4 separate regions of the Homo sapiens genome follow, and all the other regions are linked to region 3. A link is a contact called in ENCODE Hi-C or POLR2A ChIA-PET data. All regions are on one chromosome and are shown on one strand. The core of a region is the stretch at or near the end of the contact, and the rest is flanking DNA. Distances in the headings are between cores, read along the strand shown. Region 1 holds the start of HSPG2 (heparan sulfate proteoglycan 2). Region 2 overlaps LUZP1 (leucine zipper protein 1). Region 3 holds the start of ZBTB40 (zinc finger and BTB domain containing 40). Region 4 holds the start of HNRNPR (heterogeneous nuclear ribonucleoprotein R).

The links. A loop is a pair of places that touch in the nucleus more often than their neighbours do. ChIA-PET counts read pairs that join two places held with the same protein, here RNA polymerase II (POLR2A). Pooled maps may share reads with other maps.
Region 1: a map of dorsolateral prefrontal cortex shows a loop between it and region 3 (7-fold over the local background). The contact joins the promoter of HSPG2 here to the promoter of ZBTB40 in region 3. A Hi-C loop is called at or near these places in 1 of 168 maps with a recorded cell type or tissue (dorsolateral prefrontal cortex) and 7 of 50 pooled maps. POLR2A ChIA-PET finds 5 or more read pairs at or near these places in 1 of 52 experiments (PC-9).
Region 2: a pooled map shows a loop between it and region 3 (2.8-fold over the local background). The contact joins the enhancer-like site here to the promoter of ZBTB40 in region 3. A Hi-C loop is called at or near these places in 4 of 50 pooled maps. POLR2A ChIA-PET finds 5 or more read pairs at or near these places in 2 of 52 experiments (AG04450 and activated T-cell).
Region 4: a pooled map shows a loop between it and region 3 (11-fold over the local background). The contact joins the promoter of HNRNPR here to the promoter of ZBTB40 in region 3. A Hi-C loop is called at or near these places in 3 of 37 single-sample maps with no recorded cell type and 8 of 50 pooled maps. POLR2A ChIA-PET finds 5 or more read pairs at or near these places in 3 of 52 experiments (BJ, Panc1 and WTC11).

Annotation. Positions count from the first base shown.
Region 1 is chr1:21,935,158-21,938,596 of GRCh38, forward strand. It overlaps HSPG2 (heparan sulfate proteoglycan 2), which reads right to left and starts at 2,153. Exons shown (of 97, transcript NM_005529.7): 1 at 1,998-2,153. The coding sequence starts at 2,060. RefSeq lists an enhancer at 603-1,444 and a silencer at 2,192-2,541.
Region 2 is chr1:23,098,920-23,102,142 of GRCh38, forward strand. The region is part of intron 2 of LUZP1 (leucine zipper protein 1); the gene reads right to left. Among named protein-coding and RNA genes, the nearest start is that of MIR3115, 56 kb to the left of the region's middle. Within about 2 kb of position 1,517, at least 15 of the 41 ENCODE cell types and tissues checked have a DNase peak (open chromatin) inside an H3K27ac peak, as active enhancers do.
Region 3 is chr1:22,450,069-22,453,420 of GRCh38, forward strand. It overlaps ZBTB40 (zinc finger and BTB domain containing 40), which reads left to right and starts at 1,783. Exons shown (of 18, transcript NM_014870.4): 1 at 1,783-1,936. RefSeq lists silencers at 1,028-1,322, 1,637-1,836, 2,177-2,266 and enhancers at 1,712-2,273, 1,987-2,066.
Region 4 is chr1:23,342,301-23,345,844 of GRCh38, forward strand. It overlaps HNRNPR (heterogeneous nuclear ribonucleoprotein R), which reads right to left and starts at 1,984. Exons shown (of 11, transcript NM_005826.5): 1 at 1,911-1,984. RefSeq lists silencers at 1,457-1,526, 1,537-1,896, 2,407-2,526 and an enhancer at 1,917-2,501.

The sequences.
Region 1 (3,439 bases), core at 903-3,402, 510 kb before region 3:
GCCTCCCAAAGTGCTGGGATTACAGGCATGAGCCACCGCGCCTGGCCTGAAAAACTTTTTAAAAAGAATTTTATAAAGAGACTTCAGGGGCCAAGCTCTTTCCAGCCCACCACCAGCAGCCTGGGGTGGGACAGCGACCCTCCATGTGTTGCTGAGAAGGCTCTCTAATCCCACAGGATTGGAGCTGCCTGTTTATTTGTCTAAATTACCGCCCACCAGCCTGTGAGTGCTGGGAAGGCACAGACAGGGCCTGTCCTTGCTGGTCCAACCCACCCCAGCCCCTAGCACCACACGAGGTTCACTGGTTCACTGGCACACAGTAGGTGCATGGCAAATATCTGCCCAAAGAATGAACCTCTGTACTCCCAGTGACTGCCATGGAATGTCGCTCAGTGATGATCTGTTGAATGAACAAGTGAATGAGATGATCTGCCACGGTCCAGGAATGTCTGTGGAAATTCCTCATGCACACAGCAAACAACTCCACCCACCGCCATCCTACCGCACCCGGGCATGGAGGAGCCCCTCATCGGGGGCAGAGCTGGGGGAAGGTCAGGAAAGACTGTTGGGCCTCGGAAAACATCCCACGTGCTAGGTTGGTGCGTTGGGAAAAGTAAAAGTCAGTGCCAGGAGTGCAAGTTCAGGTCAAGACTAGGGAGCTACTGGATGGCCCTGCTGAATATTTTGGGGTGAGAGGCTGAAACAGGAGGACGACAGAGGAGGCTGCCCAGAGTGGGGATGGGGGAGGAGAAGTGCTGGGTGGGTGGGGCAAGAGCAGTGAGGAGCCAGGTCTGGGTGGGGGCTTGACGAGTGACTCAGGAGGGTAGAGGTGCGATGAAGCCAGGAAGGTGAGGCCAGGCAGGCAGTTCCTGGGTAAACACCAGCCTGGTTAGAAAAGTCCCTCTCTTGGCTCAGAGAACAGGGAGGCAGGTATGGGGACTGCCTAGGAGCACCTCGGAGAGAGTGGGGGTGGCTCTGTGGCTCCCCACGGTAGGCTCGGCTCCCCAGATGTGCCCCCACCCACATCTGCCACTAGCTCCCTGCCCACCGACCCCACCCAGTCCTCCTCAAGTTCACTCAGGTCCTCAGGGCCTCTGCTGGCCAAGTGCCTTCTAAGCCTCGGGATTCCTGACCGTAGAATTCCCTTTTCCTCCACCTAAGCTCAGAGTAGGGGACTAGACTGCAAGGGCAGGCCTCTCCCTGCCTCTTGGAGACCTGGGAAGAGGAAAGCTGGGGAACTCGGGTCCCCCAAGGGTGCACTGCATCCCCGCACCACGCACTTTGCAGCTCATTCCACGCAGTCCAGCAACGCCCTGCAGCTATGCATTTTGAGGCCGTGCATTTTGAGTTCCCTTGACCCACGTGGGGCTGGCCTCAGAGAGGTTAACTAGCGTGCCCCAGGTCACACAGTTACTCAGTGAAAGGCAGGGATTGATTCAACTCTTCGGCTGTATGACTCCAAGGCCCGTGGGTGTTCCACACAAGCTTCAGTTCTGTCCCAAAAGTTTTGCTTGTGCCTACCTGGGTCCAAGCTCCCCAAGGTGATAGACGGTGTGGTAAAGTTTCAGCGAGACTCATAGGGTCCCCATCACCACTGAGTGGCCGTTCTGCCAAGCTGGCGCAGAAGGGTTCCCTCGTCCTGCCAAGTTCCCACCCTGCTCAAAGTTTCCCCTCCTGGTCCCCAGGAATGGTAGGCCGGACCATGCCCAGCGAGACTCCAGCACTCGGCAACGTGGCCGAGAGACCCACGGGCTCCCACACGGGCCAGCCCCGCCCCCAGCCCCACGAAGGGTCCTGACTGGTGGCCCCCCTGGATTAGCCCCATGCCGCAGGGTGGCGCCGGCCCGGGGTCCCCGGCGGGCGCCGCCGTCCCGGGCCAGAGTCCCCGCCGCGCAGCCTTGGGCGCCCCAGCCAAGTTGGCGGGAGGCGGCGAGCGGGACCGGGGCGCCCCTAGCCCCTCCGCCCCCGCCCCCCGCCCCTCTGCCCCGCACACTCACCGCCAGCAGCCGCCCGTGCAGCAGCAGCGCCAGCAGCAGCGCGCCCGCCGCCCGCCACCCCATGGCCCGGCCCGCGCCGCTCTCTCGCTCGCTCGCTCCGCGCCGCCCGCTCCGCGCCGCCCGCAGCCGCCCGCTCGCCGGCCAGCTCGGGACAGCGCGGCCCTCTCCCCACCGCCCCCTTTCCTCCCCGCCCGCCCCGCCCCCGCAGCGCCGGCCCCGCCCCCGAACCGCCCCTCCCCGGAGCGCCAGGCCCCGCCCACGGACCGCCCCCGGGCCGCGGGCTCTGCTCGCCCCAGCCGGCCGCGCAGCCTACTAGGCCTTTGTCTGGGCCCCCAGCCCCCTCCGCGCGGGCCGCGGCCCGGCCCGGCTCCCCGCCAAACCCGGCCTGGAGTATGGGATGGGACGGGGCGGGGGACCGGGGGCCCGGGCCCGGGCATGGGATGGGGCCGCCGGGCCAGGCGCTCTCGCCTCCCCGATCCCCGGCTCCCCCGCTTCCCCGCGCGCGCCGCCGACTTCCACGCCCCTGCACGCCCCGCACGGCCGACTCCACTCGCGCAGCTTTTGAAGATCCCGGGATCTCCTTCCCACGCTCACACGCACGCAGCTGCCGCTCCGCGCCACACGTGCACGCCAACTTCCACACCCAAGAACACCTTCACACCATAACTTTACTGCACGAACACACTTGTGCGCTACCCGGGAACACTTTCACACTCTGGACCCAACTCTGAAGTACCAACAATCCTCACCGGCTCACATGCACACTTAACTCGCTTCCAAACTCTCACCTCCACCAGGGACACAGGAGACAGCCCTCACACCACACTCAGCCCCTCACTCACGCATACATCCCAACAAGTCACGGAGCGGGAGGACGCCTTTTCACATAGATTCCTCGCAGGCACGCACATTTCACACACAGGCCCACATCATTGCCTACATGCTTACCAGCTTGTTTTTTTTTTTTTTTTTTTTTTTGAGAAGGAGTCTCGCTCTGTCCCCAGGCTGGAGTGCGGTGGTGGGATCTTGGCTCACTGCAACCTCCGCCTCCGGGTTCAAGCAATTCTCCGGCCTCAGCCTCCTGAATAGCTGGGATTACAGGCGTGCCACCACGCCTGGCTAATTTTTGTATTTTTAATAGAGATGGGGTTTTTACCATGTTGGCCAGGCTGGTCTCGAACTCCTGACCTTGTGATCTGCCCGCCTTGCCCTCCCAAAGTGATGGGATTACAGGCATTGAGCCACCGCACCCAGCCTCAGCCTGTATCTTTTACCTGTTCTCACCCACTAATCACAGTGCCTCATAGTGGGCACTGGGTACTGAACTGAGCTGCCCACCCCACCTGCACCATTTTCCATGTAAATCACTCACACACCAACTTTGAGTCACATAAATCACAGCCCCAGAGCCAGAACCACACCAACTCACACACTCAGGCCCA
Region 2 (3,223 bases), core at 267-2,766, 650 kb after region 3:
TCAGCTCCTCAAAAACACCAACGCTTGAAGGTGTTGAAAAAACCAAGCCTTCCGCTTCCATTCAGATTCTGCCCACCCCGAATACTGCTCCCTGTCCATCACTCTGCTTCTCTGGGTACATCTTTCTCTGTCCTCTCATCTTTGCCTCTTTTGGTCCCCCTTCTCCTTTCCCCAGCCTACCTGCTTCCTCATTCTCAAAAACGGAGAGGGAAAAAACCTCCTATAGTTTATGTTTTTAAAAAGAAAGCTTTTCCCTTTTAAAAACTCTTGCATTTGGCCTTCTGCCCAGTGGTACAATTAAAATCTTGTCAATGTATACACAGGGTTGGTTTGGGAGGACTTAATTAAGTTTAGACCACACACCAATTTTAAATGAGTGTATGATACAAAGGGTCTGTGTTGCCATCGTAGTCATTGGAAGACAAATGATATATGATTCATCTATAAAGTGCTTTAAAACAGCATATCCTCATAAATATGCTTAAACCATTAAATTGTGTATTTTAAAGAGATAAACTTCATGATAAATAAAGCATATCTCAATAAAGCTGTTAAAGAAAACCCAGCTTATCCTCAAACTGTAGCATTCTCTCAGCACATCTTATTTGTACTAGCTTATACTATAGTTTTCACAATCTCTTTTTCAAAAGAAGGAAACGTTAAACCTTAGTATAGCCCCATCTATAAATTATCATAATTCTGAATTCAGAGAGTCTGGGAATTATACCACCGTTTTATTTATTTGGCTTTTAGTGCCAATTTTATATGTTTTATCAAGACTCTGGATGATATGAATCAACTAGTACAGGCAATGAAAAAGCTAAACCCAGTAAATATGTAGCAAATACTTACTGGAAACATACAGAGAAAGCAGGTATTACACACCACTGCTTAAAACTCTCTAAAGGTCCTGGCTACTATTAGGATAAAGTCCAAATTCCCCATGATGGCACCCAAAGCCCTTCATGATGTGGCCCCGCCAGCCTCTTCATCTACATCCTCGCCCTCCCTCTTCCCTCTGGTCCCTCACTAGTTTGATTCCTTCTCATTTCTTCAGATCCCACTTTAGACAATACATCCTTCTGGAAAATTCTGGAGTGCCTTCTTCAAACCCCAGGCCAGATCTGGGCCTCTCTTTTTTGCTTTCACAGTCTGCTACATATTTCCCATCACAGAACCTATCACACTCTATTGCAGCTTTATTTACTCAATTCTTCTCTCCAACTTGTGTCACCACTATATTCTCAGTACCCAGCAGGGAGCCTAGCACACAGGGAATGCTGAAAATTCGATGAATTTGACTGATGAGTGAGCCTCCTAATTATCAAATAGCTTGTCGGCCCTTTGGCAATGACCATTAACAGAAAATAATAAGAATGTCCATGACCTAATCATGGATTACAAAGGAGAAAACAGATGGCAAGAGTGAACAGACAGCACAGAATCTCAGGCCCTGTGGTAATGCTCTGAATGATCTCATCCCTAGCCCTGTGCCACTTGCACAATGTCTCAACCACAATTCTCTCCCCCTGACCTGCTGGGAAGCCCTTTCTTGCAGGTCTATGCCACACAAACAGGACATAGACATCAAAAAACCACAACACTCACAGGATGTTCAGCTCTAGTTATCGGACCAAATGTTGGAGAAGTAGTAGAAAACATTTCTGGATCTTCCTCCACTCCTCAGAATGAGATTTCAGAGCCAGAAGGTAGCTAAAGATCATTTAGTCAACTGGTTTTCAAACTAGACTCAGCAAATCCCCTTGGGGTCATTTAGGGGAAAGACAACAGGGGAGATATTTTGAGCAGGCTGAACTCCAGGCTCCTTTCACTTACTCAACCAAAGCAACTGATTTTTAGCTTCTTACAATATTGGGCTTCTCCTATATGACTTTATTAAAGAATTCTACATAGCTTTTATTTAAAATAAAATCACTTACTTCATTCAAACCCCTTATTTTAGAAACAAGGAAACGGACTCAGAAGTAAATACTGTGCTTTTTCCAGCAGTTTAGCAAAAGTCAAGGACTTCAGTCTCCTGACTCTATGTTCAGGATTCTTCCCATTATGCAAAATCACCTCCTTATAAACTCTTAAGCATTTTTACAAAATGAGGAGTTCTAAGCACTACTCTATAAACAAACTAACAATGACAAAAGAGTATAAAGGAACAAATAAGTACAACCACAAATAGGGCAGTACTATACTACAGGCAATACTAAGTACCTTATATACATGATTTCTGCAGGTATCAGGAATCTCAGATCATTTACTTTACATGTTCCTACGTTACTCCACGGAGGTTTTCCCTCAATGTCCACACAAAAACAATATGGTAATCCCTGGACATGTAAAATGCTTAGCAGAATACCTTGCACATAAGTCACAACAAACAGTAAGCTACTACTATTATTCTATTCAGCTTTCACAATAACCTTATGGGGCAAGGACTCTCAAATTTTCCCAAAGTACGCAGCTAGCAAGGACAGTCAGAGTGAATCTAGGTCCAATTCCAAAGTTTATATTCTTTTAAGAATACCATACTGTTTGGCCAAGTCACTGATTTTCTCTATGCTTTAGTTCCTCTGAAAAAATAAAAGAATATCAACTACCTTACAGCAACACTATGCAATAAAGTTAGCAAAAGCACTTTGAAAAGTCCTATGCATACCTAAAGTAAGTTTCATCAGGGAAAATCCTCCTAAAAATAGTGATTCACTAAGATCATCCCTTCTCCCCAGAGTAAACAAGGAACTAGACTGAAAATGGGGTTAGGAGGTCACTTATCTCTGACCTTTTGGCCCTAAGTAGCCAGGATAAGAAATGCTTTGCTACCTCCTGGATCATCCAAAAGCAAAGTAGACACCTCTCTTTCTACTGCCTCCCTTACTCTGTGTTAAGTATGTTTATCCAGGCAAAATTCATTTATTTAGCAGACATTTATAGAACACCTATGATGCACCCAGCATTTTGCCAAGATAAGTAGAAAATCTTACCCTTGCCTTTAAGGAATCATACAGATATAACCAATCATAAAACTATGATAAAGAAGCCTTCCCTGACCATCTTACATAAGATAGCACCCACCCTTTTGCATCCTGTCTTCTATCCTGCTTTTTTTTTTCCTTAGCATATTGTATCATCATACATATAACCGGAAGCTCAGAAGAAGTGATTAAATGTGCCTAAGGGTGGGGTCTGGGAAGGAAACTGTTTATATTAA
Region 3 (3,352 bases), core at 533-3,032:
GAGTAACTGGGATTACAGGCACCTGCCACCATGCCCAGGTAATTTTTCTATTTTTAGTAGAGACGGGGGTTTCACCATGTTGGCCAGGCTGGTCTCGAACTCCTGACCTCAGGTGATCCGCCTGCCTCGGCCTCCCAAAATGCTCCCAAAATGCCCAGTGGCTCACACCTGTAATCCCATTAACTCGATAAATATTTCTAGAGCACCTACTATGTGCCAAGCACCCTTCTAGGTGTTTGTTTGCTAAATCTAGCAACCCTATGTTCCCACTAAAAGAGAATGTGAGGCTGGTGGAAATGAGGGCTTAGGAGACACAACAGCTGTAGGCGTGGTTCCAGTTACTACAAAAGTGACTAAATAACAGCTACAGTAAATCCGACCCTGAATGTAACGGTGACATGAGTATAATAGTGAAAGTGACTAACTGGGCACAAGGGTATGAGGACAACAGTGTACCCTGAAGGGGCCTGTTAAATACTGGCTTGACTGTGTGGCAGCAAAAGTGGCTGCATGACAATGACAGTGAAAACAACAGAAAGGGCAACAGCTGGGCAAACAAAGTGCTATTTTGAACAGAACCGTTTGAAGTTTATGGTCAATGACGGTAGCTGCATGTCAGACAGTGACAGTAAATATGATCGACCGGGAGACAGCAACAATGCAAGTGACAGTTCTGCCCAGTAGATTGAATTTGTGATGTAAAACGGTGATGGGGTGAGTCAGTCAGCCAGAGACAGCTCTCAGAACGACTGAATATTGACATTGCAGATGGAAAAGGTATAACCACAGAGGAAGCTGGACATTGCACTAAGATGGCTGGATTTGGGCACGTAACTGTCAGGGACAGAAAAAGTGGCTGCATGTCAGTGACAGGGTGACTGTGTTCAGTGGGCCAGCGCGGAGGTGACTCAGTTTGTTACTGCTGGATCTGATTTAAATGTTTGTGTAAGGAAGGGTGGCAAGGGGACGCTTCAACAGGGAACGCATAGTGTGTGAGAAGGAAAATGAGCAAAAGAAAAGCTAGGACTAAATCCCAAAGCCCCTAAATCCCAAAATTGGGAGGTGCGAGAGGCAGGATCAGGATGCCTCCAGGATGCCTTCAGCCCACTGCGCCCCACCAGCGCCAAGCCTGTCCCACAAAGAGTGCGGGCTGGGGACGCGGCTCAGGTCGCCTCTCCGCCTCGCACGTGAATGTGTTGTTTTGGAAAAACGAAGCCTTTTGTGTTCACTTCCTTGCCCTCCTTTGAAACAAAATCCTAATCCTAGAGCTGCCGGAGCGAGACTGCGGAGCTCCATTAGAACTTTCCTTAGGGCCGGGCATGGTGGGAGGCCGAGGCAGGTGGATCATCTGGGCTCAGGAGTTCGGGACCAGCCTGGCCAACATGGTGACATCCTGTCTCTACTAAAAATAGAAGAGAAAAAAAAAATTAGCAGGGCGTGGTGGCGCGCGCCTGTAATCCCAGCTACTCGGGAGGCTGAGGCAGGAGAATCGCTTGAACCTGGAAGGCGGAGGCTGCAGTGGGGCGAGATCGCGCCGCTACACTCCAGCCTGGGAAACAAGAGCGAATCTCCCATCTCAAAAAAAAAAAAAAGAAAAAAACTTTACTTAGGAAGTGTGGGGAGGGAAGGAGGGAGTGGCCAAGGTCAGAGGTCAGAGAAGAGCCTAGCAACCAGCCGGCCCCCGCCGTCCTAGCATAGGTGGAGAGCGAGCGCGTGACGCAGGCCCCGCCCCCAGCACGTGACCGCGGCGCGTGGGGCAGGTCGGGCCGCCCCCTCCCCTCTGATACCCATTGCGCGCCGGCCTCAAGATGGCCGCCTTCTGGCGTCTCCGGCGCTGTTGAATGGCGAAAGCTTTATTGTTCCCTTCGGGCAGGAGTGTTCGTGTCCTCTATGGCGCTGTCAATAAAGAACGGCAGTTTGAATCGGTGCTGAACAGGTAACCATAGAAACGGGGCTGGGACTCCGCGTGGAGACCCTTCCTGCAGCGGGGGCCCGGGTGCGCCCTAAATGAGGGGTGTATACAGACCCTTCCGCGTGGCGAACTCCGCGGGACTCGGCCGAATCACGGCCGCCTCACCTACACCCCGGACGTGCCCCCTCCAGGGGCGGTCCGCACCCCTGGCGCCGGCTCTGCTGTAGACTGCGGAGGGGAGAGACCGCGGGGACCCACTCAGGGCGCCAGGCCCGACCTGACACCGCCTGGGGCTCGCTGTCGCCCCGCACCTCCCTCTCGGCCCGTCCGGAGGCCTCTTGTCGCTGTCTCACTCCCCCTCCCTTCAGGTCCCTTCGCCGGGCGTCAGCGGACTATGGCCTTGGGCCTAATCCATGCCCCCCTTCTCTCTTCCCCTCTCGGTCTTTGTTTACAGTTGCAAATGGTTAGGGGGAAGAATATTTCATGTAATTTGCGAAAGTTCTATGAAATCAAGTCCATAAATGAAGTTTTATTGGAACACGGCCCTGTTCATTGTTGATGTATTGTCTATGGCTGCTTTCCTGCCAAGAGGGCAGAGCTGAGTAGTTGCGCAGCCGTTGCTTGGCTTTGATCGGCTGGCTCACAAAGCCAGAAATATTTCTGTCTGGTCCCTTACAGCAAAAGTTTACTGACCCCTGCCCTAAACACAAGGAGATTGGATCAGTGTTGTCATTCAGCTATTCCTCTCGTCGGTTCTTCTGGAGTGGGAAAAGAGTTAAAACTGCGCGATGCACCGAGAGCACTTTAGTTGACAGAACACTCTGGCTTCCCTTCTGGTCTTACTGACTATTCAGAGTTTCTCCTGCTTTGAATAGCGTTGGTACCATGCAGCCAGTGCTGCAATGAACCAGGTGCTTTATTTATATTCATACAAGTGTTGTTCTACTTTATGACGACGCTTTATAAGTAAGTATGGTATTTCCATTTTACAAACGAGGAAGAAATTTGTTCTGAGTGGTTAATATATGTATAGGTGTACTAGGTTATAGGGCTGCCAAATTGAGCCTGTCCCTGGGAGCCCCCTGCCTGATGGCACCGGTCAAACTGCTTTGGATTTTATTCTTTCAAGTCTTTTCTACCTGGAATTGTTTGTTCTTCCCTGGAATTGTACCCAGATCTTTGTATGGTTAATGGAGATTTAATTACAATCTCAGTGAAATTTTTTTCTACTTAGCTAAATCATCAAACTTCTGCCCCTCCTTTCTAATATAAACACTTTTCTTCTATGTCAGTAGTCCCCAAACTTAGCTATTCATTAGTGGTTTAACAAATGGTTTCAGAACACCCCATGCATGTACGCATGCATTCATTAATCATTTAGTGTTTGTTGAGCACTTACTGTGTACCAGAGACGTTTCAAATTCCTGGAAATACAGTGGT
Region 4 (3,544 bases), core at 734-3,233, 890 kb after region 3:
AAAGAGGGAGGAAGACCAAGAGGGGAAGGAGGTAATAGAGAGTAGGAAGAAGAAGAAAATGCAAAGGATTACTCTGAAAATGAGATAAACATGACTCCTCACAATTACAAAACACTATTAAGACTCGATAGCCCTTAATAGACGCAGACTGTGGTTAAATTCTGGGTGGATGTTTCTCAAGACAAGCTTCAAATTCTGATGAACTAGCAAAAACGGAAACATTCGAAATGTCACACTTTTGATCAAGAAACTGTATTGTGTGAGATGAATACGTTTACTGATTAACACGACCTATTTCTATAAAGATGCATCCTAAAACACAAAATCTCCTTGCGAACATAAGGTTCTGTTTTCCCATGCTCCCCCATCCCCACATACTACCTTAAGATCATCAGAACTCAAAAGTTCTCAGTATCACAAGACCCTTACAGCATTGTACCTAGGAATACTATCAGTCACAGAAAAGAGGCAAATTTTTAACAGAAAAGTTCAATGAACATCTGTTAAGGTGGGGTTTTTAAGTATGTGTAAAGCAAAAAGACAAGTTGTGTATTAAGTACAAGACAGAAATATTTATGCCTACCATTTCATTGCAAAGGCTCTACAAGTTGATACTGAAATTGGTTAAAATTTTCAAAAAAAGTTTGTAAATTTTAACAAAAAAACCGTAAAATAATTAGATTCCAGAAAATAAAACCTTCGGATCAAGGAAAGCCCTCTCTCTTCAAGCCAAATACAAAATGCTCATTTTGAAAAGACTTTTTATGTCATATGAGACCATTTGAAACTCATTCAAATGTGGCATTCAACACAATGCCACACAGCCAAACCATATTTCTGGATGCAGCAAATATACTAACGTGACTGGAGTCATTTGATCTAAACATTTTTGCAAAAAAAAAGGAGACATTTAAAGATTTAAAAGGGCTGCTGGGAGATTCGGGATGTCAGCACTAACTCCTCCCTGACTTTTTCTGAACCTCTCTGTGCAAATTCTTCATATTAAGAGACGGGCTTTAAAAGAACCAACGAAATGAGACTAACGGTTATCTCATGGCTTAGGAGTGTCGAGCTCTCATCCTACGACTGACTCATGAGACATCAATTCAGCCACTTGAGGACTGCAAAAATCTCAAACAGGTAGTGTGAAAGGACTGAACCTTCCAAGAAGCCCTGGGCTTTTTTAAAAATTTGGCAATACGGCCACTACCGTGTAAGAAAAAGGATCGCCTTTCCAATTTGGTGCGCCTCTGACAGTCTCAGAATTATCCATTTCAGGCGCCGCTTGGAGCCTAAGTTCTACGGCCTCTAGTAGTCATTTTTTCCTTCAAATCTCAGCCCGCGGCATGCAGAATGTGGGAGGGGAGGGAGGCTTCCCACACAAATCGGCCTTTCGGTTTCTGCTCACACAAAACTTTTCTCCCGGCTCAGATAACCCTGGGATCTGCACCCCGCCTTCCGCCCCCCACCCCCATCCCCTCAGGCCCGTCCGGATCATCAGCACATCCCTCTCGGGCTAGGCCGGCCGCGGCGGGAGCGAAGCGGCTCCGGCGGGGAGAAGCGGCAGGGCCGCGGGCGCCTCAGGCCCTTCGCGGGATCCGGCCGCATGGAGCAGCGAGCGGAGGCGGGAAAAGCACGGCCGGCCCCAGCAGGCCGCGCGGAGAGCGCCCAGCGGGCCGGACCGCGGGCTAAAGGGGCGGGGGGAGGAAGAGCGAGGGCGAGAAGCGTTTCGGCCGGGCTAGGCCCACAGCCGCGCGGGCGGACTAGACCGAAGCCGCCCCCAGCCCGTCCCCACCCCCACCCCGGGGCCTCGGAGCGCAAACGAAACGGGACCAGGCACGGAGCCCGGGCTGAGTCGGGTCGCATCGGGGCTCCCGGCCCCTCCCCCCACGGGCCGGCGCGAGACTCACCAGGGCAGAGCGGGGGCCGGCAGCCGGGCCCGTGAGAATCAGCGCGAGGCGCTTTGAAAACGACTAGAAATGGCGCGCGCGCCACCCCCTCCCCCCCCTGATGGACTGAGACGCGATCCCGGCAGCACGCGGGGTTTCCCGGAACTGCTTCCAGGGACTCCGAGCTACGGGGCAATCGCTTGGCGAGGCGGCCTGACAGGCAGCTCAGACGACCAGTAGTATCCAGGCAAAACGGACCACGCCGGACGACTCGAGAGCCAATCGATGAAGCTGCCGGCTGAACCAATGAGGGTGCTCAGCGCCCCTGGCTGGGGCGCCTCCGGGGCGGGGGCAGGCACACAAAGGGGTCTGTGGTGGAAGCCCTTGGTGGCTGCAAGGCTTGGGGGCGCTGGGTCCTGGGTGGACGAAGCTCCTCCCTCTTCGTCTGCCGCCGATGCGAGGCCGAAAATCTAGGCCTCGCGCCGCGTGGCCGCCTCCGGAGCCCCGCCCCCTATGGTCAGCACTGGCCCAGCTCCGCCATGGCGCTTGCGTCCCGCCACCGGCCGCCCTTAGCCCCCGAGTCCTCCCTCGCACCCCCGCGGCCGGCGTTCCCCCCAGACACGCCCATAGCCACGCGTTCGGGCCTCTTTCGGTCATCTTTTCGCCTCTAGTGAGCACACGATTTAAGGATGATTTGGCTCGTCATTTTGCTGAGGATTTTGTCTAGATAATCATTCCTTGGAACGATCGGAGAAATGCCTCTTTCCCTCCCTGGCTGCCGTCCACACATCGTTGGTGGCAGACTGTGAGGGAAATCGTTAAAATGACTCAAAAGCAATGTGTAACACAAGTGATAGAGCAGGGAGCTTTTCCCCACAGGGTTTGGAGCTACTTGATATTCATAAAATAAAGCAGCTATATACATCTCTGAAGCCAAAAGAGCCATGCAGGGGAAAGGGGTAATTCCCAAAGGACACTATAATTCGTGTTAGTCCTAAACCTATTTCTCACCTGCCATTCCTACTGATTTGTTCCCTGTCCTTAGTCCAAACCTGTCTCGTCTCATAGAAACCTTCCGAACTCACTTCTGTGGTGCAAGCGCTTTTTTCCCAACCCCAAACTCCAATGCCCCACCCTTAGGAAGTGGAGGAAGTCAAGCAGTGGTCTGCAGATTTCCAGATGCACTCAAGGATGATTAAATTTCTCAGAACCTACAAACCTATATTTAATTATTGAAAACGGGCGGGGCGTGGTAGCTCATGCCTGTAATCCCAGCACTTTGGGAGGCCGAGGCGGGTGTATCGGTCAGAAGTTCGAGACCAGCCTGATCAACATGGTGAAACCCTGCCTCTACTAAAAATACAAAAATTAGCCCGGTGTGGTGGCACGTGCCTGTAAACCCACCTACTCCGGAGGCTGAGGCAGAAAAATCGCTTGAACCCGGGAGGCGGAGGTTGCAGTGAGCCAATATCGCACCACTGCACTCCACCCTAGGGAACAACAGCGAAACTCCGTCTTAAAAAAAAAAAAAAAGAAAAAGAAATATTGAAAACGACTACTATGTGCCCAGTACCAAGTTAAATCTCTGGGTAGATCCAAGTTTTGTGTTATGGGGTGTGAGATTTACAGAAATGCTGGGAGTCTTAGGCCGGGCG